5 separate regions of the Mus musculus genome follow, and regions 1, 2, 3 and 5 are each linked to region 4. The links are chromatin loops, found by intact Hi-C in ENCODE. Cell type or tissue: left cerebral cortex. All regions are shown on one strand.

The links. A loop is a pair of places that touch in the nucleus more often than their neighbours do. Peaks named below come from ENCODE experiments on the same cell type or tissue, not always from the same donor. Only the 100,000 strongest peaks of a DNase experiment are listed, where the experiment ranks them.
Region 1: it touches region 4 in a loop (2.1-fold over the local background); 10 of 42 quality-filtered maps call a loop at or near these places.
Region 2: a loop joins it to region 4, with 4 times the contacts of the local background. A loop is called at or near these places in 4 of 42 quality-filtered maps.
Region 3: it touches region 4 in a loop (2.4-fold over the local background); 4 of 42 quality-filtered maps call a loop at or near these places.
Region 5: a loop joins it to region 4, with 1.9 times the contacts of the local background. A loop is called at or near these places in 4 of 42 quality-filtered maps.

The regions. Positions count from the first base shown.
Region 1 is chr13:60,736,198-60,741,197 of GRCm38, reverse strand. It overlaps Dapk1 (death associated protein kinase 1), which reads right to left. Exons shown (of 26, transcript NM_029653.3): 18 at 4,856-4,954; 19 at 1,066-1,143. Among named protein-coding and RNA genes, the nearest start is that of BC051665, 48 kb to the left of the region's middle. In left cerebral cortex, CTCF peaks have their summits at 756 (motif pointing right) and 2,538 (motif pointing right); DNase peaks (open chromatin) are centred at 2,561 and 3,104; H3K27ac peaks cover 485 bases.
Region 2 is chr13:60,476,674-60,481,673 of GRCm38, reverse strand. No RefSeq gene overlaps it. Among named protein-coding and RNA genes, the nearest start is that of A530001N23Rik, 30 kb to the left of the region's middle. In left cerebral cortex, a CTCF peak has its summit at 2,521; DNase peaks (open chromatin) are centred at 636, 2,094, 2,523 and 3,161; H3K4me3 peaks cover 483 bases; H3K27ac peaks cover 345 bases.
Region 3 is chr13:60,638,387-60,643,386 of GRCm38, reverse strand. The region is part of intron 2 of Dapk1 (death associated protein kinase 1); the gene reads right to left. Among named protein-coding and RNA genes, the nearest start is that of Dapk1, 39 kb to the right of the region's middle. In left cerebral cortex, CTCF peaks have their summits at 592 and 2,748; DNase peaks (open chromatin) are centred at 2,770 and 3,717; H3K27ac peaks cover 332 bases.
Region 4 is chr13:60,681,407-60,686,406 of GRCm38, reverse strand. The region is part of intron 2 of Dapk1 (death associated protein kinase 1); the gene reads right to left. Gm35540 (a long non-coding RNA gene) reads right to left here and starts at 441. Exons shown (of 2, transcript XR_382548.1): 1 at 1-441. In left cerebral cortex, a CTCF peak has its summit at 3,081; DNase peaks (open chromatin) are centred at 1,463, 1,941, 2,218, 3,449 and 2 more places; H3K27ac peaks cover 2,289 bases.
Region 5 is chr13:60,618,783-60,623,782 of GRCm38, reverse strand. The region is part of intron 2 of Dapk1 (death associated protein kinase 1); the gene reads right to left. Among named protein-coding and RNA genes, the nearest start is that of Dapk1, 19 kb to the right of the region's middle. In left cerebral cortex, no CTCF peak of the experiment used is centred here; a DNase peak (open chromatin) is centred at 2,197.

The DNA of each region.
Region 1 (5,000 bases), 55 kb before region 4:
ATTAAACTGACATGTGAGGCATTTTCTCCATCCATTTGGGAGAGTCCAGCCCTCTATGCTGCCCCTGAGCAGGTAGTCTGGGGTTTTATAAGAAAGCAGGCTGAGCAAGCCACAGGGAAAAAACCAGCAAGCAGCACCTCTCCATGCTACGAATGTAAGTCAAGTCTCCCTGAATACTCCATAAGCTCGCTCTCTACCAACTGAGCTACATCCCCAGATCCAGGGTAAGGGTTAAAATGTATCCTTCTGCTTCAGCCTAGAAACTCATGTACTTACTATCTCTTTGTAAGTATTTCTAAAAGCCAAACAATACCCGTTTTCTATGACAACTCCCTACACATAAATATTGGTAACCCGACTGTCTAACTTTTGCTACTACATTTTAAATAGAACTTCAGTGAACATCTTTGTGTGTTAACAAACAGATAGATACCTTAGCCAAAATGGTTTGGGTTTTTTTTTTTAGTCTCTTGATATATCATGTGGGTTGTAAATCGTTCACCTGTGTTTACTTATTTTTCTGTTTTTATAAACTCTACAGTGCTGTGATTTGATAAACAGGAGATTAACTGATACCTGAAAACTCAAAACAAAATAGGAGAAGGGACACCACTAGTGTTCTTCCCCATCCGCTGTGGGGGTGGTGGCACAGAGAGGGCTGGGTAAACAAAACCAGCACAGCGGTGGGAAGAGCATCAAACTAGTTTGTGTGTCTGTCCATGCATGGCCTGCATGCCTGGTGCTCGAAGAGGCCAGCAGGGGGTGCTGGGTATCTTGTAAATACAGGGCTTACAAATGAGCTACCGTGTAGGTGCTAGGAATTGAACCCTGGTTCTCTGCAAGAGCAACCATTGCACGTAACCACTGAGCCCATCCCTCCAGCCCGAAAATTTGTCTTTACAACAACTGTAGAAGAAACCCCTTAGACATTTATGTGTGTGTGCCAACTGACAGGACAAGGAAAGATGATCTTCCTAAACCTACGTCCAATGTCTCCTTCTAGTAAGGAAAACACCAAGAACTTCTCACATAAGAACAATCTGAGGACCTCCGGTGAAGGCTCACCTTCCGCAGTCTTGCCAGGAGCCCTGCCACATGCTCGTGCTGTTCTGCCTTGGCGAGGTCCTCGGCCGTCTTTCCATCCTGTAGGAAACAGATGATCAGTGTCACAGAGCTGCACGGGACCTCAACATGCTAGTTCAGCGAAGAAATGGGAGGCACAGCAGGGTCAAAAGAAAGTTGGACAAACTCTAAGTCCTGGCCTGTTTTCTCATCTAAGGAAACCTTATTTTATTTGGTGGCTCAGGAAGGAAAAATGACAGAGCAAGAAATGCAGTAGTGTCCTGAGGTGTCAACAGAAAGATGCTGAGTGCATAGACTCAGAGCTTACTCATTCTCCTCTGACTATCCCATCCCCGATGGAACTTCTGTCTCTATGGCAGCAGTCTACTCTTTCAGTTCTCACACATACAAACCTGGTCCTCGCTCTACACCGTGGCTGGTAACTACTGTACCTTCCAAAGGACGCTTAGTCTAGCACAGGTTGATTTAAGGTGGCTGAAAAAACACAAAGCAGAGACCTAAGGGCCCACAGCACTGTGACATTTACTGTTTGATTAGAGACTTTTCATGGAGCTGTGGTTTCATATGAAGGGACCTACTCTTATGTCTATACCATGAACATGCACATCTCCTGAGAACGTTCCGGTCCAAGCCTGATCAAGTTCGCAGCGGATCACATGAACTGCATGATATCACAGTCCCTTGTGGGGACAGGAGCTGTGGCTATGTCCCCTCTACACTAAGGGAGATAGATACCACTGTTCAGCTAAAGTATTATACAGCCCTAAAATTCAATCTTCAAAAAAAATGAAGACACCTTTTTAAGAGAAGAAAAAAAGTCTATGGTCTCATTATCTGCATTTGTAATAAGTCATCCCATGAAGAGTTGGGACATCTTGTCTACCTGCCAACCTCCCAGTTCCTCCACTCAAGTTGCTCTTGAGATACATATGGGGCCTCTCTGGACCAGCAAATCTTAATCTTGGCCCTGCTGGACTATGTCATTCTCTGCTGTGGAAAGCCATTATCAGCCTTATACAATGTGAATAACACCTCTGTGGTCTACCAAGGCACTGGTGATATTCCTCAACCTCCAGCTTAAAAATCAACCACGTCTCCAGATAAGTCCACGTGTCTTCTGGGGACAAAATTGCCAAGCTGTGAATGAATGCTCTCTCCAGGCTGAAACTCTGGCTCAGGTGTGTGTTCCACCCCATTCTTATTATGTATCCTAAAGTCCTGAGATGGATCCAACAGGCAAGCTAGAACTTCTCCTTTGCTCTGGACCGAACTGAGTTCCTTACTAGACACTGTACCTCCAACTAAGAGTTCCCATCAAACCGTCTCATGGCTTCATGGGGTGCCTTTAAGGCATTGAGGAAGAGGTGCAGAATAAAAAAAGCAGCTCCTAAAAGGTGACTAGAGTCTCTGCAGAGTTGGTGGTAGAGGAGAAGCCAGGAGCGCTCAGAATATAAAGGTGACACTAGGGGGTGCTGTGGTGCCACATGCTATCTGTACAGTCATCTCAGAAGCCAGAAAAAAGTTACGGCTCTGGCTGGCTGTCCCACAGGGCAGCATCCGCAGGGACGGGTCTGAAATGTGATTCTGAAAAGACGGCTGTCAGTACAGAACGTACAAGGCACTAAAAACTCCGTACCGATAAGAGAATATGAGAAATATTAATATTCTCAAATTCCTCCTGTTGAAATGAGATTTCACACGCATTGCTGAAAGCCGTTTCGTCTGCTGCTTCTTTAATGCGACTGCTAGAAAATTCAGAAGGACAGACATGCTTTGGCCTTTGTCTCTAAGTGATGTCCCCGGTCCACGGTTATCCCACTCCTCACAAAAAGTCATCACTGCTGAAAGAGGAGGATGCTTGCTTCCCCTGCTAGGAGGCCAGATGCCTACCAGGCTTGCTTACTGATGGGAGCCTCTCAGTTCTGCTTCTAGCATGATCCCTGTAATCTGTACAAGAGTGGGTGGTCACCAAGCTCAGGCCTCCTAACCTAATGCTTTTCACGAGCCACGCCCACTTCCTGACTACTCAGCTGCCAGACTGCACGAGCCACGCCCATTTCCTGACTGCTCAGCTGAGGCAGCAGAGAAGTCAGCTTCACCCACCTCCCAGTCCCCACCCTTATCTGACATCACTCTTGCTCCACCCCCTGCCTACTGATGGTCAAGACTCTTTGATCAGTGCCCCTCTCTCATTTTCTAGAAGTTTCTCTGTGTGGGGCATCTATCTGAGTAAATGACAAGGCTAAGCACAGACAGGAAACACTCATGAGTCTCTCTAGAAGCTGAAAGAGGTGGGAGACGGGAAGGCAGTATAAGCAGGGTGTGGCGGGAGCAGAGAAGACAGCCACTGCGGGAAAGAGTGGGGGGTGGGGGTGGGAGGGGCATGGGCTCACAGAGCAACACAAAGGGACCAGAGACTGCACACACATCTGGATCCAACAGCTGATAGCATCTTCAGAGTCACCCTGGTTTTTATTTTCCCACAAGGCATCATCTGATATATATACACACATATTATACAATAGATATATAATATATAATAAATATAAAAATGCATGTGATGTGTTACTGCAGGATAGCTAACCTGTGGGTAAAGGTTAATGAAGGCACCTCAGGCCTAAAATGTCCTGTGTGGCAGGGGTAAATAAGCATCCTGAGAAATGTGTGCATTCCCTGCACACACTGCTCATATCTGTGCCTGCAGAGACCAGTACTGCACAGAACAGGCCCGTTACATCTTGAGAGTTAACGGTACTGCAAAGACCTACACACAGACAGGGACACACACACACACACACACACACTCTGGAGGACCATGCCAGGCATCTGGGCCTCAGCAGCATGGATAGCCAAAGACAATGCTATATAAATGGATGAGCATAGCTGTGCCTCAGCGAAATTTCATTTACCAAAACAAATGGCAGGCTAGATGGAGCTCTAAGGGCCAGCTCGGTTAAGACTTTGAAGATCTCCAAGAACCTCAGAGCCTTAGGTAAGGTGCAACATCAAACACCATGTGCTCTCCTTCAAGACTGTCGATAAAGTTCAGATCTTCGAATGTCAAGACCACACACACACACAAGTAATTAACCCACCTTAGGCCCAGCAACATATCAAGCAATAGTTCATGGCTACAACTGAACTGCCACTTCACCTTGTTGGCCAAACTCTTATCTATGGTGTTTATTTTATGAAATATGAAGCAAACGGTTTCTTCTGAGGAGTGGGGGAAGGGGGAAGGGCAGCGCTAAGCCTGAAATGAGAAGCCAGAGGAATGGACTATGTCTTACTTAGAAATAATTTTCAATCCCAGCAGCAAAGGCGGACTCTAAACAGTAGACACCAGCCCTTTGCCTCCAGGCTGTTCATGACCCCCCAAGACCACACAGGGGATCCAGCTCCTCCCACAGGGCACTGGGCCTCTTGTACCCTGGGGCCAACGGGAAGCACTTATGAAAGAGAAATCCATACGTGGAATAGAAAGCTAAGAGGCACTGTTGTGTAACACGGTAAACAAAAGGCCAGTGTGAACCAGCGGGTCGCTGGCGGAGCGGGGCTGGCGAGATGAGAAAGGATGAAACATTAACTAGATATTAAACTAGGTCTGTGTGGGCAAATGTTTATGTAACTGCAGTAGAGGGTTAGAGCTTAATAGCAGCCTGTCTGCTTTAGAATGCAGTTGCCAGGCAATACCTTTCTCCCTGTGCCCTTGAGGCACAAGAAGTTTCCATGGCTCTCTGAGGCCAGACACCTGCCCCTGCCTGGTACTCACCGAGGTTAGAGCCTCCACATTGGCGCCCATCAAACAGAGGTAGCGGACCACATCTAGGATCCCGTTGTTGGCTGCAAGGTGGAGAGGAGTCCGACCATACTGGAAAGAGAAAAAAAATACCACAAGCATTCTCATGGCTGCTATC
Region 2 (5,000 bases), 200 kb after region 4:
GCTTTCCTCTCTTAAATGCTGGGATTAAAGATCTGTGTTAATCCCAGCATTCGGGAGGCAGAGGGAGGCGGATTTCTGAGTTCGAGGCCAGCCTGGTCTACAAAGTGAGCTCCAGGACAGCCAGGGCTATACAGAGAAACCCTGTCTCGAAAATTCAAAGAGGGGGAAAAAGATCTGTGTAGCTAGGCTTGGCTTAAAGTCGAATATCTTAACTTTAGTTTTTGATAGGTAACCTATAAAATCAATTTGCACAACTCTTGGCCACTGCCTTAAGAAAGACTTCCCTTTCCTGCGGTAAAGGAGCTGTAGAGGAGAAGGCTGCCCCCCTGGGGGTTGCTGGGAGACCGGAATGTTGCAGGACCGAGAAGACTGTGCAGCAGCTTTTGCATCAACTATCCACGTCTACTTAACCTCAAACTCCTACTGAACCCGTCCAAGGCCGGTGAAGTCGCTGCTTTCATCCTTCCTGCTTTCCACCTTTGGCCTTTGTTTCTTTGCTCCAGTCAAGGTGCTTCATTTAGGGCTAATTTTGTTTCCGTTTCTGAGAAACTCCTGGGAAGTAGTGGAGGCGCGCGGGCGCTGTGAGCTGGGGGTGGGGGGATGAAGTAGCCGGCAGTGGCACTGTGCCCGCCACGTGGCTTCTTTTCTTTCTTGTCCCTGAGACCGCAGGTGATCAGGGAACAGCTTGGAAAGGTACAATTTAAGACAACTGAGGTGTGTGCTGCTGTCCAATTTGCAAAGAGACAGCAGGGCGTCTGATGTTGCCCTGTATGGTGGATTAGTCCTGTATAAAGGCATGCAGGCAGGGTTGGAGTGATGGGGGTTGTCTTAAAGAGAGTCGGCTTCTGCGGTAAAACAAAGTTAGCACTGGCTAAATGAATGTACTTCCGGGGGCTAGGCTAGAACCCAGTGGCACGGTGAATCTCCATGAGGTTTTCAGGTCTTTAACCCAGCTTTTCTTTCTTCTTGTTTATAATTTTCCTGCTTGTTTATCTAAGACTTTAACTTGCCAGCTCAGCAACTCACATCTGTTAATATTTTGAGATTACAGTTAGCCTCAGCCAATTGGGCCTTCCTTCAATAACAGCAGAACTTAGAAGCTCGCTGCAATTACTCCTGATTCCAAACGACTGCAAAGTGTACCTCTCTGCCCAGTTCCACTTTCTCTCTCTCCCCGTTCTGATTACTGCAAGTTATGTAAATCGAGCTGGAGAAGACTTAATTTAATCAACCCGTGGGTCTGCTTACATTTGTTTAAATATTAACTACAGTCTATATGTAAAAGACCAGAGAGGGACAAACTAGTTGCTAAGCATCGCGGCCAATCACTGACACTGTCTTTGCATTGTCAGATCTCTTTGAGTCCGGCTCAAGGCTGTAGAAGGTTTCGTTGTGCACTCACCACGTGCCTGAGGTAACTCTAGAAACCCGCAGCTCCTTTAGAGACTGTCAGGAAGACATCTATTTCACCAACCATTTATGGAGATGAGGAGAGAGGACAGGACTGTGGGAAGTTGGAAAGGGGTTCTATTTTTCTTGCTGGACATTTCCATTCACTCCAGCTCATCTGCATTGCTTACCTTCCAGACCAGAGGTACCCCTCCCGCTGGGTGGGGGTGGGGGTGGGGGTGGGGATTGGCTGGGTGCTTGGAGTGTTAAGCAATCTGAGAGAAAAGGGAAACTTCTCTAAATTACAACCCAGGGCACTGGTCAGGGAGTAGAGGAAGCTACAAAGCAAAGCAGCTTCTCTGGGCAATAGTGGACCCCAACATAAAAACATTATCTCACGAAGATGCTACATGGCCTTTTGGTAGCAGGAAGTGCGAACTGCGGGTTCTGTAGGTTTCTAACTGCACTGCAGGTGCATCTTGAAGACGGAAAGAAAATGTCAGGCATAGAGGTTGTTTAGCATTACAAAACCAGCTAAGTCCTTCATACCAACACTGACCAGACCTGTAAGTGATTTACACCCCACCCCTCCCCACCCCACCCTACCCCACCTCAGCCAAATGAGTCAGGATAAGAATTTGGTGTCTGGCTTGTTTTTGTCACGGTGCCAGCTCAGAAGTGCAGTGATTGGCTGAGATACAGAACTCCACAATTAACATTAAACACAGGCAGCTGGCTGCATTTTGATTAAAACCGGCGATCAAGAGCTCTGGCAATCTGGGTTTTTGTGATGGCCGGAGCTTTATTCCCTCGTAAATACCACTGACAGTTGTTCGCGCATTGGAGCCTCTTCGTTTACTTTCTCTGTGGTTCTCTGTGTTTAAAAAATTGGCAGAAATCCTTCCAGGTGAAACAGTTTCCGTATCCATTTTCACCCTTGTGGACTGTCAGTTGGGTGGTAGAAACAGGAAAGACAGACAGACCCACGGGAGCCAAGTTCAGGGGTCCCCCACCCCGCCCCACCCCATCTCTGTCACATTTTTTTTTTTCCAGAAAATGGAGGGATTTAGCCCTTGAAGCAGCCTGGTTCTTCCAGAGGGGTGTTACGCTTTGTGGCTCTTTGGCCCCATCTTATGGACAACAGTATTATAAATCGGAGATGGACGATGGTCCTGCAGAGCAGGTGCCCCAGAAGTTTGATTTCTTATTATAAAGTCAAAGTGTAATGATGACTCGGTTTCTCCCAGACTACATTCAGGAATACCCTTAGAGTTCACCGATGTTCAGAAAATCAGTGGCGAGTATGGAAATCTTACATGTGAACATGTGAACAGAACCGTTGCGCATGGTAACTCGAAGACTGTGGTAAGGAGTATGGTGTGTCCAACTATTGTTACTGGCATTTGGGAAGCCTCTCTTTGGTTACCAGATGGTACTTTGGGGCGTTTAGTCTCTTTAATAAAATAATTTAAAAGGGGGCCGAGGAAGTGGCTCTGTGGTTAAGAGCACTGGGAGCTGAGGATCCAGGTTTGAGTCTCAGTACGTGTATAATGGCTCACAACTGTCTGTAACTCAGATTCCAAGGGCTCTGACCCCTCTTCTAGCCCCTGTGCGTACCAAACGCTGAAGTGAGACAGAGACACAGATCCAGGCAAAATAGCCCTGCGCATGGTTTTCAAAACCTTTAAAACTTTAAGAATGGATGAACACATACGGCTTTGAGACAGTTTTACCAGGGTTTAAGAGAGCATCCCTTTCGAGCAGGCAAGCTGTCACCTCTGCATCTTCAGAGAGGAGAAGACTTGAGGAGAGAAAGGGAAAACCACGGTTGGCCATGTGGACAAGCAGCCACATGGCAGAGAGGGAGGCTTTAGAAAAAGAGTAAGGCAGACCACAATGTTGAAGAAGCCCAAAGTGCTGGCAAAGCATCCTAAGACATGAGACAGAAATGAGGAGGGGAAGCTAGGATTTTCTGAATGATTCAGAAAGCAGATAGACTTATAAAGCGACATGCAGCTAGGGGTGGGATCTTGGGAATCCCAGGGGTGACATGGCCTTCCTGAAGGGTGGTCCCTTGGCTAGGTGATTGACACAGGCTAACCGAAATGTTAGGTCTCCACGCAGGCCAGAGATGCCCCCCTTGTAACCAGAAGGAGCCCTCCTTTAGTGGGTTTGTACTACCTTACCTGGACAACATTCTGTTCTCAGTTCTTGACCCTGGAACTAAGAATACGCTAAGCAAATGTTTTGCCATGGAGTCATACCCAGCTCTGTAATGTGTTCTTGGAAAATGCTAAGGAACCCGTGTGTTACATGTTCTCGCCACAAATAGAAAGCAACACAAGGCACACTATATATGTTAATTAGCCAGGTGAGTCACGCCACAAGATACTCTTTAAAACATTATGTTACAGGCAGCAGGTACATTCAGTTTTGTAAAACAAAGATGATGACGGTTTTTCTCATGAGGCACAGGAATCAAACACAAGAATTAAAGAAGGAGCTGCCCAGTGGTCTGTCTCATTTACAAGTCTGCAGTCCTCATCATCCCGATATTGTCTTATCTCTTTCAAGAGACTGGGGTCATATTAATGTAAGTTTCATGAATGGGCGATAGTACTGTTCTATTTAAGCTTTGTACATGTGTGTATATATAGAGGGAAACCTGGTATGTAAGGGTTTGGTAGCATTCAAGGTTTGGGGCATCCACTGGGAATCTTGGAACATCTGTCTGATGAGTACAGTCTATGGTATGAAGAAGATCCAGGTTTTATAGTTTCAAGTCACTGAATTTTTTTTTTACAAGCCTTCCAAGTGCTAGAGATGAGAAAGAAGCCAGAGGCACCTGTGTCCAACCGCCTTTGTGTCATAATGAGGCTGTCTCCCCTAGGTATCAGGAGCCCTCTTGAGTAGAGAGGCTGTAGACATGCACAGGACACCCGGCTCCACAGTCACGGTGACAGAATAAACCAGAGAATATAGTGAAAGCACAAGATGTCGTTTTCCTCACAGTTGTGGACAAAGGGAGGAAGGGTTTATTTCAGCTCAGGGTTTGAGGGTGCAGTCGATGTTGGGGGGCCTTCTCTAATCTGTAGTGACGGGAACATAAAGCTTCATCGCATTCACCTTTTGGTGGATCAGGAACCAGAAAGTAGTAAACCCTTGCACAGATCCTACGTTCTCCCAGAAGTTGTCTTCCCAGGAAGGGTAACACACCACCAGAAGTGTCCTTCACCTTCCTGATGATTCTAAATCTAGTTATGTTGGCAATGCCAACTCACCATTGCATTGGGTCTACAGTGTCAGTGTCGGGAATGTTAATATTCACTAGTTCAAACACACAAACAAATGTGGCTGTCCATGGGCCCCTACCTGAGATGCTAGCTACCACTCCTGTCTTGTTCTCCAAGGATGGTGCTAAAATAGACAGGAGATGGAAGACACTGGTTGGAAGGGGCAGAACACCAGTGAGGTTGTGTTTGTGTGAGACGTTATCCAAGCTTGGGTGGGACTTTTCAGTGATGAAGTTTTGAGTCACTTGGTGCTCTTATAAATGACCTCCATCCATCTGTCTGCATTTCTCCCTACTGCGACTCCCATAAGCTCATTCT
Region 3 (5,000 bases), 43 kb after region 4:
AGACTTGTGGCTTCTCCACACTGCCTCCTGGTACAACAAGAGTGACAGGGAACAAGGCAGATGCAGGATCTCAGCAGCCTGGTCTTCAGGCCTACAGAGGAACTCATTCAACATCCACCCCCAGGTTAGCCTCCTACCCTCAGTGGTAGGGTATATATCAAACAACAACAACAACAAAACACCAAAGTCATATGTCCATATGTTTCCAAAAACACTCCCAGTAGACCGGGCAAACTGAATCATGGGAAAGATCTGCTCAGAAGGAGAAGAGAGGAATGATGGCATTAAAGCCTTTTCCCTTACACCAGAGACGTCCATTCTTAAATATCTCAAACCAGCCACCTGGGCAAGAAGTAATTTCACACAGTGGGGTGAATTTGCAAAGGGATACTCTTCACCACCTCCTGTAGAGCCTCAACTTTGTTGGCAGCTCCTCCAAAGCAGATCCAAACAGAGCCTAAAACATATATGGGGGACCCAGGCTGGGAACAGACCTATACACCAGATCTTACCCTCATGTCTACCAGGAGTAAAGTCTTCACTGCGCCCCCTAGGGATGAGGAGGACCCTGGCTCAGAGGGTGCAATAATGACTCAGAACACTGCCTGCTTGTCTCCAGAGTGAGGGGTAATCTGTCTGAAAAAAATCTATGCGTGTGCATGCTCTACCCTAGGGGTAGAGGCCAGAAAGCAACCTTGGTTTTCTTTCCTCAGGCACTATCTACCTTTTTACTTCTTTTTTTTTTTTTTTTTTTTTTTTTTGTGTGTTCAGGTTTCATCTTTTAATTAGCTCCATAAAGGACATCCTAAACACATCAGACACAACAGAATACTTTTCTTCCAGTATTAAAAAATGACATTCACAAACATTTTAAAGAAGCTCTTCTATATAATCAGGATGGTGATCTTTAATAAAAAACATCTCTAAGCAATCATGATCTTGACTCGGATTGTTCATAGGTACATTCAGAAATCACTTTCTGGCCATGATAAACATTGTTTACAAGGTTTTAAAATGTCCCTAAATACACATCAACTTTAAAAACTGATTTAGCCTGGCCACTTTTTTCTTTTGGCCAGAAACAATAATCCTGAGTGCCTAAACAAAAATTCTGATAAAAGGAAAAATATTGGGACTGTAACAAATGTCTTAAAATTTGTTTTTAAAAGGGAAAAAATGTTTAAAGAACACATGGAGCTTTCTAAAAGTTCTTTAACAAACTACCTTGGGAGCTCAATTCAAAAATAGAACTTGATGTACTAAAACAGACGTTTCAGCGCAGCTCCAAAAATCTTTATAAATACAGCAATTTGCAAGGACGATCCTGGATCAGAAGTGTTATTCCTTGTGTATATTTTGTGTGCATGCCCCATCTCAGTTGTCATAATTGTCTCTGTAATTTCCTCCTGAGTAGCGGTCATAGCCACCCTGGCTGCCACTGTAGTCTCTAGACCGCCCATACCCATATCCATATCCTCCAGGACGACTGTCATATCTTCCACTTCCATATCCCTGGTCTCCACCACCTCTAGAGTAACTGCGACCACGCCCACCAAAGGCACCCCCTCTGGATCCCCTGGCAGACTTTCCTGCATGATCACCCTTTTTACTTCTTAATACAGTGCATGTCACTGGCCCGAAACGTGACAAGTAAGCTGTGCTGCCTGGCCAGTAGACACCAGAAAATATTTGTCTCCACCGGGCTGGAAGTGCAAGCCCAGTGGGTCACTAGCACCTGCTTTCTTTCTATTCAGGGTTCTGGTAAAAGTGAACTCAGGACTTCCCACCCTACTTGCTGAACTATTTCCCACTTCTGAATAGCTCCTGCGATTAGCTGCTGTTGGAGAATCAAATGAATAGTGTCAGTGTTTGGTATGAGTAGGAAGAAAGAAAGAAAGAAAGAAAGAAAGAAAGAAAGAAAGAAAGAAAGAAAGAGAGAGAGGGGGGGGCAGGGAGGGAGGGAGAGAGAGAAAGAAAGAAAGAAAGAAAGGAAGGAAGAAAGAAAGAAAGAGAGAGAGAGAGAGAGAGAGAGGGAGAGGGAGAGAGAGAGAAAGAGAGGGAGGGAGGGAAGGAGGGAGAGAGAGAAAGAAAGAAAGAAAGAAAGAAAGAAAGAAAGAAAGGAAGGAAGGAAGGAAGGAAGGAAGGAAGGAAGGAAGGAAGGAAGGAAGAAAGAAAGAAAGAAAGAAAGAAAGAAAGAAAGAAAGAAAGAAAGAAAGAAAGAAAGAAAGAAAGAAAGGGAGGAAGGGGGGGAGGAAGAGAGAGAATAAAGCAATTCCATTTTTCAATTACCAAATGTCTTTTATTGATCGTGTTACCATGCTTATATTTTGTAGGCTGAGAGACACAAGAATAAGAGAACAAGTGTGATGTAAAAAAAAAAAAACCAAAAAAAAAAAAAAAAAACCAAAAAAACCAAAAACGGACTTGAACGATACATTGTAGGTATTTGTTGGTGTTTCATGTAAAAATGATCAGGACAAACTTAAACCTACTTCAAAATCCGAAGAGTACACCTGTGAAACTGTTGGTAGCAGTTATGCTCCAGCATTTCCTGAGAATTTTTACATAGAGCCGAGCCTGCTAAATCGCACATTTATTTGAGTAAAGCATTCAATGAATCGGTAGAGATTAGCTTTGAGTTTCTGCACTTATTAAGACTACAGAACTGTCAGTGCCTAGCCTTAATTTTCACTTTTGAGAACATATCTCGACCATTCGGCTGTTCTCCTATCTTGCCACTACCAGCGCATTTCCAAGTCCCATTTTCTCCAGAGGATGTGGGAAGTGAAGAAGAGTCAAGTCTGGTGGGTGGAGAATGGGAATTCTTAGAGTGTAAACCACTTTCAAAACAGAAATTAAAAAAAAAAAAAGAATGGAAGAAATGTAGCTCACACAACAATGAGAGGGGGAGCGGACAGAGAGAAAAGGAAGGAAGAGACAGAATAGGACATTGGAGGTGCCTCTCCTCCTATCCTGGCCTCTTCCTTTCTATAGAAACCACCACAGAGACTGCTGCTATCCATGTTTTGTCTGGCTCACACTGCCTCCTGATCCACCCCATGTGACACAGAGGACCCTGTCCTGTTGGGAGCTGTGAGCGTTCTTTCCACTGGCAGAAAGGTCTCTATCATGCTGGCCTCACTGTACCTGAATTAAAAACAAAAAGCTACACTAAGGCAGTTTGCCTCCATCGCACCGTGTCTCTCAGACTTCTCAGGACCACCAAAGAAGGGCAGGAGAGGAACCTCCAAACATCCCGCTAGCTGTGCACAATGGGAGATGCATTCATCTGAAGTAGCTGCCGGAGGAGATTATTAACAGCAGTTTGGTGGTCTGCTCCAAAACCATTTCTAAAGTTCGTAGTGCACTTCATCACATCTCCCCAGAAAGCATGTTCTGCAAAGAGAAACACCAACCAGCCTCCTGGCAGCCTGGAATCAGTGATAACAGATCGTATGTGGCTGGGTGTGATCCCATAGGCCACTGATTCCAGCATGCTGCAGGTAGAGGTAGACAGACTTCTGCTGAGTTAGCCCAGCCTGGGCTACACAGTGAGAGCCTGTCTCAAAAACAGAAAGTAGGGATGGGGCACGTTAAGGCCTCAGCTGGTCTAACTGCTCTGTATTTGTGACAACATTACTTGGAGGCCGACAGCATCTTCAAGGTAGGAAGGCAAACATCCAAAGCAGCCAATCAACCGCTCCACGTCACCCAGGGAATGGTACCACCCACACTGCTGAAGATGAAGGGCTTCCTTAAGTCTGACGAGGTGTATGCAATGGCTTAGCTGCCAGAGAGCAAAGCGTAGGAACCCAGAGAGATTTCTTAATCTTTCCAGTTAGCAAAACGCCTTTCTTGAATCTTGCAGCATAGGAGGGGGAGACTAACGTTATGTCGCTATTAAGCACCCACTGAAAAAATTACCACTGTCTATTTTTCCCACACTCCTAGTTTGAAGTCCTATGTGCTTAGTCCATCTCTTCCCAAGCAGAGGCAGGTCCTTACTAAAAAACACAAATGGCACAGTGTGGCATGGTACACCTTTAGTGTCAGCACAGGAGAATCACTATGAATTTGAGGCCAGCTTGATCTACATATCGAGCAGCTGGCCATTCATGGCTACACAGTGAGAGCCTATATTATAAATAAATAAACAAACAAACAAAGTTGTAGTCACTTGCACTTCAAAATCACTTATCTTCAAAACTGTTCAGATTATATCTTGAAAAAAAATGCCAGGTAAGTTTTCTAGAAAGTATGTATAAACATACTATGCACACAAATAAACCATATATTACTATGCATTCATGTACACAATTGTGCATGCAAATACACATAAACACACATGGTCACATGATCACTATTCCCAGGTACTACATATTATTACTTACTTACTTACATATTTTGTGTCTTTTAAGACGGGGTTTCATGTAGCTCAGGCTAGCCTTGAGCTTATTAAATAGCCAAGGATAGCCTTCAACTTCTGATCCTCCTGCCTCTGGCTTACCAGTGCTGGGACTGCAGGCATGTGCCCCATGAAACCCATATATTGTTTAGCTATAAGCTTTATGATGCTTTTTCCCTGTCCCTGAAAGCCATAGTTAGAAATAAAGATCTGAGAAGTTCACTAGTTTATCTTCATGTCAATAAATGATGAGAAAACAAAAGTCCTGAGTGAAGTTTCACAGAGGTAGCATGGAGTCCCCACCCTGGCTCCCTTGGTTTTCCTAACCCTTGAGGAATGAGGGGCTGGGAAACAGATGAGCTGTTAAGAACACTGGATGCTCTTGACGAGGACCAGGTTCTATCCCAGCACCGGCTTGGCAGCTTGACAACTAACTCCAGTTCCAGAGGATCCAACACCCTCTTATGGCTTCTGTAGACCCCAGACACATACATAATGGAAAAGGCTTATATAGGTAGGCAAAATACCCAGACACACAAAAATAGTTACAGTTTTTTTTTTTGGTTGGTTTGTTTGTTTGTTTGTTTGTTTGTTT
Region 4 (5,000 bases):
AGTTCAGCAATTTACAACCTTCAGGGATATCCAAGACAGTTCAAGCCAAGAGAACTTCTAAATGCTCCAAGACTGAATGGATGTACGGATCGTACGCAGCGGGAAGCTGTGGTGGGACCTTCGCTCGCTGTGCATAGCATCAACCCTAGGACCTCACCCCACAAAGCAGGCCTGGAGCCGTATCTGCTCATCTGTTTGTTTTTCCTTAAAGCCGAAAGAGAAGGAACAAAAGGTCGAGGCAAAATGTCACTTAACACAATCCAGACAGGGTCTCCAGTGGACCAAATAAGCAGCAACACTCCAAACATTTTCTCCAAATACAGGAAATTCCACATTAGAGTCACACTGACCACCAAGTCGAGTTTTATGAAAACACAAAAAATGTCCTGTAAAGAAAGAAAGTGCATCTGAGCTAATCCTGCAGAGACTTGACGCCCCAGGGAAGGGGGATGGGGGGTGTAGCGGGGGGGGGGGGGGGGGTGAGGGAGCACCCTCTCAGAGGCAAAGGGGAGGAGGGACGGGGTGAAGAACTCTTGGAGGAGGGTGCGGAAGGGGGTAAACATTTGGAATGTAAATAAATAAAAACATTTTAAAAAATAAAAGTTGATCTCAAATCAAAATAAGATAAAATGCAAAAAGGTGGTGGGGGGGGGGGGGAATCGCATCTGCAGGTCACCGTCATTCCGCCATCATTCAGTGGGCATGACCACATCACATGAACAGAGACTGGGGCTTCCTGCTTCAAGGTAGCATTCCAGCCACCAGGATCTGGGCTGTTTGACTATTCTGACTTCACCATGTTAATCCCTTGAGCTCTTCCTATTATTTGATCACAGTGACTCTATCTCCTTTCAGCTACTGGGACAAAGTTAACTAGGCCAGAAGGTATAATCTGCTCTGAACTCAGCAGGGTGCTCTCAGGGGACAAGTGAGAGAAGGGAGCACGGTTCATGTGTCTGCATGAAGAGAGCTGCATGAAGAGAGAGAGTGGAACCCTGCCAGGAGCTCAGCTGAAGCTCCTTATTCCAATAGAAGGAGGGAAACACAGCCAGATTTCTTCCTAGAGCCAAGATTCAAGATGGAGAGGCATCAGCTGGAGGGAAGGGGAAGCCAAACCAAACTCTGTCGGACGGACAGACGGATGGACGGACATCCGCTGTGCAGCTCAGAGCTAGCTGCAGGCACTGGGCTCAGAAAGCAGACTAAGATGCAGCTGGAAGAGCTGTGGAAAGGCTTGGCGGTGAGACCACTGTGCAAGCGCGAGGGCCTGAGCTCAGATTCTCAGCACTCACAGAAAAGGCAGCATTAGCGTGGCTGCAGGTGCCTGTAACCCCAGCGTTTGAACAGGTTGGTGGGGGAGTTGTTCATAGAGGCTTTCTGGGCAGCTAGCCTACTGGAAAAACAGTGAGTTCCAGATTCAGTCATAGATCCTGCCTCAGGGGACTAGGGCAGAGAGTGATCCTGTCTCAGGGGACTAAGGCACAGGGCATGTGACATCCTCCTCTGGCACACAAGCATAGGGACGGACGGACAGACAGACGGACAGATACACACACAACACACAAGGGAGGATGGCTTACAGAAATCATGGGAACCCCTACTGTGTATGCTGCTCTATTCTGGAAACCGTGGGCAGATCTAACAAAGGCGTCAATTTTCATTGTTCCCTCTCTTTTAGGTAGAAAGAGTTTGCCTGTGTGCTCTTCTTACAGCTGGGCTTGGGACAGAGAGTGCCACAGAGAACTACTAGTTTCATCATGCCCTGAAAAGGTCAGGTGCAGGGTGGGAAAGAGTCTAGGCAGGGGTAACTTGAAGACACTCAAGTACACCCAGCCTTGCATGGCTGCCAGCACTAGCCGCACGGCCAGCGTGTGTCAGCCATGTTTGAGTCAATGCAACTCTGCAGACTCAGGCACCCACATGCAAAGCCTCTGCTCTGTTGACCTGCTCTGGGCACTGGGGTCACAGGCTCAGGTCTGCAGGAGCTGACTGGCTGTCTGCATGGCCAGTACAAATCCTTTCCAGAGCTCCTGGCCAGGTCCTTTCCTGTGATGTCTACAGGTCTGTGAGTCAGGTGGGACGGACAGTAAGAGGCAGGGAGGAGCTGAGCAGGTCACTTCAGGCCACACGAGGCAAGCCTGGCACTCAGAGTCCCTGCTGGAGTTACTGAAGTGAGAGCCACTCTGATAAATGTGAAAGAAGATCACTGAAAGAGAAACCGGAGCTCCCTGAAAGCCTGGGCACTGGCTCCTTGCAAGCAGAACTCTCTGGAAGCCTGCCAGGAGGACGACCTCACCCCAGCGATCTGATCCCTAAACACACGAGGCTAATGGTGAGAGCCCTGAGGTAACTGTAAATTCCGCAGCCAGGAGACCGGATGCTTTGACAATATTCCTACTCTGAGGAACTGGGTGTCCACAAGCACAAACATCTTAAGCTAAACAGTAGAGAAAAACAAAAGCAATGAGTGTGTATTAAGTTTGTGACAACCTCTAAAATGGGGAGGCTGGGCAAGCCCAGTGACCTTCCTAGAGTGACGCTGGGACATAGGACATCTGGGAGACTTGGGGTGACCAACTGTGGCGGGGCCTGTAAAGAATCTACCGCAGCTTCCAAGGACCACGATCAGGCCCTGTATGAATTCCTTTTTGGTTGCCATGATAAAACACCATGACCAAAAGCAACTTACAAAGAGTTTGTTTTGGCTTACAGTTCCAGAGAGCAGGAAGCTGAGAGACCACATCTTCAGAGCAACCAGGAAGCAGAAGGGTAAACCAGCAGAGAGATGGAGCTATGCAGTCTCAAGCCCACACCCAGGGATGTACTTCCTCCAGCAAGAGTTCACCTCCTAAAAGTTCATAACCTCCCCGAACAACGTCATCAACCGAGAACTAAGTGTTCAGATACAGGAGCCACCACAGGCCAAATGGAAATGGCTCGGGTTTTGTAGCAACGGACAACCTAATAGGGATTGGCATACACGAGATGCCTGTTAGCCTGCTTCCTGTCACCGTGACAAACTGTGGCAGAGAAGGATGCTCTCCTCCCCCTGGAGTCTTAGCAAGGAACTGACCTCAGTCAAAATCTATCAAAATCATTCTAAGTATTCGTGATAAATCATTAAGTTCTTACTGCAAACGAATGAGTCAATCTGAGGCCCTAGCTGTTAGCTGTTGCAATCTCCCTTGCTGCCCTCGTGACCACAAACAAAATGACCGTGCATCAAATAATAGCCAGCTAGACTGCTCTTTTGCCAGCAAAAGCCATTCTGAACTCTCTGCAGTGTCTAAGAAAACTGCACAACAATCCCAGCTCATTGTTCATCTTCAGAAGACACGGGCTCAGCCTAGCCCGTTTCAGTTTATATCACACATTTTGCTAACACAGGCCTGGATGAACCTGCAGCCATTTCCACCTAGACCTGAGAGGGAACACTTCCCCCATATCCCAGTAGAGGGAACTGTGACAAAAACTAGAGGCAAGGCTGTGATTGGTGCAAAAACAAGCCTTCATTTGCATGCGAGCTGTGCTTTGATTGGCCCAAGCACCTTCCCTAGATTCTGTGATGAGTGGGCTGCCTCCCCTGGTGTTGCAGCATCAAGTCCAATAAAAGACTGGTCCTGAGTAGTCCTTTTTTTTTTCCCTACTCGAGTAGTGTTGGCTAAACTGATTAAACAGAGAAAAGGGCAGGCATCGGCAGAGGTATAGGCGACAGGGAAGCAGGTGAGCAGCAGGTGAGCAGCTGGCAGACCAAGCTGCTCAGCGGTGAAGTTGGTACCTGACTGACAGCTGATTAAAGCAGTTACAGCAGGAGCAGAACACAGACAGCTGAGGCTGGGAACGAAAAACATCTGTAAAGATCTGGTGGACAGAAACTGCAGGGTCTGGCTACTGGGACAGTCTCAAAAAACTAAGTTTTGAGGGACAAGACGCTGTGCCCAGGAGCTGTAACACTGGTCACTATCAACAGCTGAGCACTCCTAATACCTAAGCCCACGGGGAAGCTGTAATACCAGCTATTGGCAGTCGCCAGAAGTCCCAGCTTCCCAGGCCTATGCAAAAGCTATAACACTTCTAGAAACCAAAGGCCCTAATGTCCTAGGCCTGCACAGGGTGGTGACCCTTGTAAAGGTTGGGAGGGGTCCTGGCATCACCTACACAAAGACCTTGAAAACAGTAGGGTGCAACCTGGGGCTGTTCTCACCTCCTTACTATTGCTGCACTCTGCTGTCAAAGAGCAGAGAAAAGGCTCCACTTCTCAAACACCTGCTGTGAGGTAATGGTGATGTAACCACCTGCTGTGAGGTAATGGTGATGTAACCACCTGCTGTGAGGTAATGGTGATGTAATCACTTGCTGTGGGGTAATGGTGATGTAACCACCTGCTGTGAGGTAATGGTGATGTAACCACCTGCTGTGAGGTAATGGTGATGTAACCACCTGCTGTGAGGTAATGGTGATGTAACCACCTGCTGTGAGGTAATGGTGATGTAATCACCTGCTGTGAGGTAATGGTGATGTAATCACCTGCTGTGAGGTAATGGTGATGTAACCACCTGCTGTGAGGTAATGGTGATGTAACCACCTGCTGTGAGGTAATGGTGATGTAATCACCTCCTGTGAGGTAATGGTGATGTAACCACCTCCTGTGAGGTAATGGTGATGTAACCACCTGCTGTGAGGTAATGGTGATGTAATCACTTGCTGTGGGGTAATGGTGATGTAACCACCTGCTGTGAGGTAATGGTGATGTAATCACTTGCTGTGAGGTAATGGTGATGTAACCACCTGCTGTGAGGTAATGGTGATGTAACCACCTGCTGTGAGGTAATGGTGATGTAATCACTTGCTGTGAGGTAATAGTGATGTAACCACCTGCTGTGAGGTAATGGTGATGTAACCATCTGCTGTGAGGTAATGGTGATGTAATCACCTGCTGTGAGGTAATGGTGATGTAATCACCTGCTGTGAGGTAATGGTGATGTAACCACCTCCTGTGA
Region 5 (5,000 bases), 63 kb after region 4:
GTAACTTTCCTCTTCCACTATCTCGGCTGGGTAGTGGGCTGAAGGACAGGTTGAACTCTTGCTAAAAGTAGGTTGCAAAAATATGTATGCCAACAACCAACATCACCATGAAGGGTACACACTGCAAAATTATAAGGAGGACATAACACGCAAAAACCTTTGCCCTCAAAAGAGATACCAAATACATTTGGTTAATATCAGTTATCTAGAAGGCATCCTACCCACCAGTAGTGGGAATCCAAATACCAGCTCAGTAATACCTGCTTATCCATAGAGGACAAGACACAGACCACAGTGGAGGCCTTGGGCCACAGGCAAGTCATGAAACACACAGCATTAATACTGCACATACTACAGTCTTTTTTTTTTACATACACATCTAAGATAATTTGATAAATCATGCCTAGAACAAGACTTAAATAAAAGGAGATAGAGTAATTATAACATAGCACAATAAATATTAAAATGGTGAAATTTGCTGAGTGTGACCATGGATAACTGATCACTGTAATTGACACCCACACAACCCACAGCTATAAATGCATAAACTGAACACAATAGAATATTACATAGCAATAAAAAGGGGGTGAACTATGATTACAGACAACTGTACACACAAGTCCAAATGCATTATGCCAGCCAAACTGAAAAAGCCTACATGCTATGATTCTACTATTTCTAGATCTCTCTGAGAAAGGCCAGAATACCAGAACAGGCTTGCCTCGAACTCAGAAATCTGCCTGCCTCTGCCTCCAGAGTGAGTTCCAGGACAGCCAGGGCTATACAGAGAAACCCTGTCTCAAAAAAAAAAAAAAAAAAAAAAAACAAAAACAAAAAACAAAAACAAAAAACAAAACAAAACAAAACTCAGAACTGTGCAGTAGAAAGCATGAGTGCTACTATATATAAGGCACACTGGAGCTGCAGAGATGGCTCAGTGGTTAAGAACAACTGACTGTTCTTGCACAGGACCAGGGTTCAATTCCCAGGATTCTCATGGCAGTTCACGACCATCTATAACTCCAGGGGAGTTCCAGGGGATCCAATGCCCTCTATTGGCCTCCATGGGCATCAGTTACACACATGGTGAACAAACATGTATGAGGTACAATCAATCCAACAGTGATCAGTTCACAAATGAGACGGCAAAAACTGTTAGGGGAAGACCTAGAAGATTCTGTGTTAAACAGCGGTCAGCCATGGGCCAGGGAGTGACACTATTAAGAGGTGTGGCCTTGTTGGAGTGGGCTTTCTCACTGGGTATGGGCTTTAAGATACTCATCCTAGCTTCCTGGAAGCCAGTATTGAGCTAGCAGCCTTCAGATGAAGATGTAGAATTCTCAGCTCCTCCTGCAGCATGCCTGCCTGGAAGCTGCCATGCTCCCACCTTGAACCTGTAAGCCAGCCCCAATTAAATGCTATCCTTTATAAGACTTGCCTTGGTCATGGTGTCTGTTCACAGCAGTAAAACCCTAATACTAAGACATGTACATATTTGTATCTCTAGTGTATGTCACACACATTAGTTGAGTATACACATATATGCATCTATATGTGCAGCTACCTACACATGTACAAATCTCCATGAATACATGCATGCTTGCAGACGCAGGCAGGATATTCCTTACAAGGAATGCTTACAAGTATAAGGGTTTCAAGCTGCCTATTTGGGGGGAGGGACGGATTTTGACATATTTACATGAATTGTACTTGCTAAACAGGGTAATTGTGATCACAGGAAATTTGGAATTTTTTTTTTAAGATGTGGGACTTGTTATTTCAAACTCTATTCTCTCCAATCTAACTTCTCTGACTCTGTTTTCCCCATGTATAAAAGCACAAAATCAGCAGCAGCCGCAAGGGTCAGAGAGAGACCCCTAATGAGCTGCATAATTATTACCAGGATTAGCATTCTTCCCTCCTGCAACTCCCCCCCCCCCCCCAAGTTATCTACAAAAGCCTTCTCCCAGCCAACTTTCCCTCTGCCCTGGCCTTCAAGCAGCTGGGTCTTCCTGTCTTCCACAGCTTCATCATCACAGGAAGAGATGAGAAGAGTGGCAGGGGTCTGGAAAACTGCTATGTCCCCTGCTGTCCCTGTCCATCTTCCCAGATCTTCCAACAGCTCACAAGTGACACTTCCTTCCCGACTCCCTGGGAGCCTGCAAGGCTAATTCACACCTTGCCCTGCTGGCAAGACTCCCAAACCCTGAGCACCAGACTTTCCCAGCTCGCTCACAGTATCCTGCTAAGAAGCTCTTCTTCCTGAATACATCTTGGGGAGTCTCCCATGGAGCCCCATCAGTCCGCAATTACATCCTGTGCTTTCAGAACCTGCACACACCTTCCCAGAATCAATTAAAACTTACCAGGAAGAAATCAACTCAACCCTCAGATCTTCCTTTTTGACACCTCTGCTTCCAACATCATTAAAGGTAGTGTGGTTTGGCAGGACTGTGGGCCTGGCTAACGGCTGTGGGCTACAGGCTTACCACCACGTTCTCTGAAACCTGAAGGTATCCAGCTGTGCTGAAGAAAGGTGTGCCGCAGATGTGTGTGGCACATGAACATCAGAACAAGGAGCCCCCTTCCCCTTCTTCAATAAAAACAGGATTGGCCAAGTTGTAAAATTCCAAGGATTGGGAATTTAAGTGTATTATTTGAGTCATATGCTGAGAAAAGCCAATGTGTTTAGGGGATCCTAGGGAAGAATTCATCCACTGCCTGAACCAACCTCGTCAGCAGAGTGTTGAGCACTCACAAGCCAGGGCCCCCCCAGACAGTCTGAACAGGGAAGCAGGTACAAGCCTACTTTATGCTTTTGTAATTTGTTTTCAGAAACAGTTTCATTACAGTTCAGGATGGCCTGATCAGCACCAAGTACTCCATGGAACTTCCAGTGATTCCGGTCAGCACCCTTAGATTCATCCAATCTCAGGTCACACCTCGTACCATGTCATCAGGCCTGTAACAGCTGTAGAGCTATAGCTTCAGTCCAAAACTCCCTGATTATAGCAATTACTGTCTTATTTGTTACTTTCTGAAGTACTTCTCCTTGCAAGAGACTGGCTATAAATAACCTCTGACTCTGAGTATTGTTACCATCCTGACAGGAACTGAGACTTTCTAAAGAGAGAGATACTTGTATCCTCCTGGGTTATCAGACCATTGAGACAATGGATCCCAAGAATTGAAATTTTCCCCAGGAACCCTCATATGGTGAAAGGCTGAAGCCAGTTAAACCAATTGTCTCTCCTTCAATAGTATTTACAACCTGTCAGAGTACACAGAAGATTGTCATTAGGCAATGACATAGGCCAAGAGACCACAACTCAACCCACTCTGGTTTTCTGCTTAAACCTACTCAGGTCAGCCCTCAGGTCAGCCCTCCCCACAACAAGACAGACTGGTGACAGTAGAGTCACAGGATCTCTTTGTCCCTCTTCGAAAAACCATCACATCGAATGCATCTCCGTTTTCTGCTCACTGTAACTGGCATATTCAATTGGCTCACAGAGGCCTGGTGGCCCAAACTGTCATATAAGGGCTACCAGATCTCATGTTCTGGCCCCAGTGAATCCAGTAACAGTATCACGCACATATGTGTGTGCAAACACACACTTGCCCAAGAGAGTGGCGTGGGAGAGTTGGAGTCACACGGCAGTGCACACTGGCCTAGGAAGGCACTGCTTTGATGCTCAGAAATGACTTTGTGAAGACCGTGAGATATAAACTCAGTAAACCAGAAGCACAGGGGAGTTCAGGGTGTTGGCAGGACAGATACCCAGCACCTGCCCCAACAGAGAGAAGGACAACAGAGCAAGCCAGTCGTCATCCTTTCCCTGTTATCACTGGTAGACGCCCTTCCCTGGTTATCGTCCCTTCTCCACCCATCTGCCTGTTGTTCTCTTTTCCCTGCAAAGGGAATCACCCTGTTCCCTACGGGGACTTCCTGTTATGTGCAGCTGGTGTGTGTGGGGGGGGGGGGGGGGTAACAGACGGGAGAGTGGGATCAGGACAGAGACACATGATGGTATCTCTTCTCCAAAGTGGCATGAGCTGGTGGCCCCAGATCAGCAGACATGCCATCAACTCCCTGCACTGCCAGAGGGTGCCGTGTACATTTCACCACCCCAAGGTTCTGGATCACGGGGACAGAGTCATTTTCCCACAGCAGCACCCCTTCCTTTAACAGCCTTACACATTGGCCCCAGTACCTCAGGCCCTTGCCACCTCCCAAGCATCTCCAATCCACTTCTACAGAAAGAAGCCCCCCAGAGTCTTCTCAGTAGATCTGAAACAAGTGCTGGGCCCCAGGGGTCAGTCAGCAGGAAGCACACATCATCCTCCCCGCTCTCCCCCCACCTCCCCACCCCCACCCCCACCCCCTCCAGAAGCCCTCAGAATTGAGCAGGTTATCTTTAAAAGCTCCCCTGTGTGGAGCAGCTGAGGAAATAATGAGGCTGAGGTGTGGGGAGCTCCCCGTGGTTACCCCATCCCACTTGCTGGAAAGGTGGAAAGAAAGCAAAGAGTTATCTAGCTTTGACTGAAAACTGGGAAGCAGGCCTGAACAGCAACAGGAAGCCCACACCTGGCGATCAGGTTAAAAGCAGTTATAAAATAAGACCAATAAGCCCCACTGGGAGGGAGAGGTCTTAGAGTTGGATCAAGGAGATCCAGGGGCAACAGGCCAGCCCTGGTGAGGGGCTCAGAGTCCAGAGGCACACCTGCATTTGCAGGGAGCCCACCCTGGGCCCTTGCCTGGAGGGTGGCGGCATGCAGCAAGAGCTGGCCACACTCAGCCTCCGGCTGGCTGGAACCCAGTGAAGACAGAGAAGAAAGTGGGGCCAGAGACCTCAACCAGTTTCCACACAAGCACAAGGGCAGAATCTGGAGCTTGATCAGACAGTGTAGACACTTCGATAGTATCCAGCAGCAAGAGCCCAGTTTATCCATGCCCCTTCCCATGCAAGGAGGAGATACTGGAGATCCGTGAGAATCTA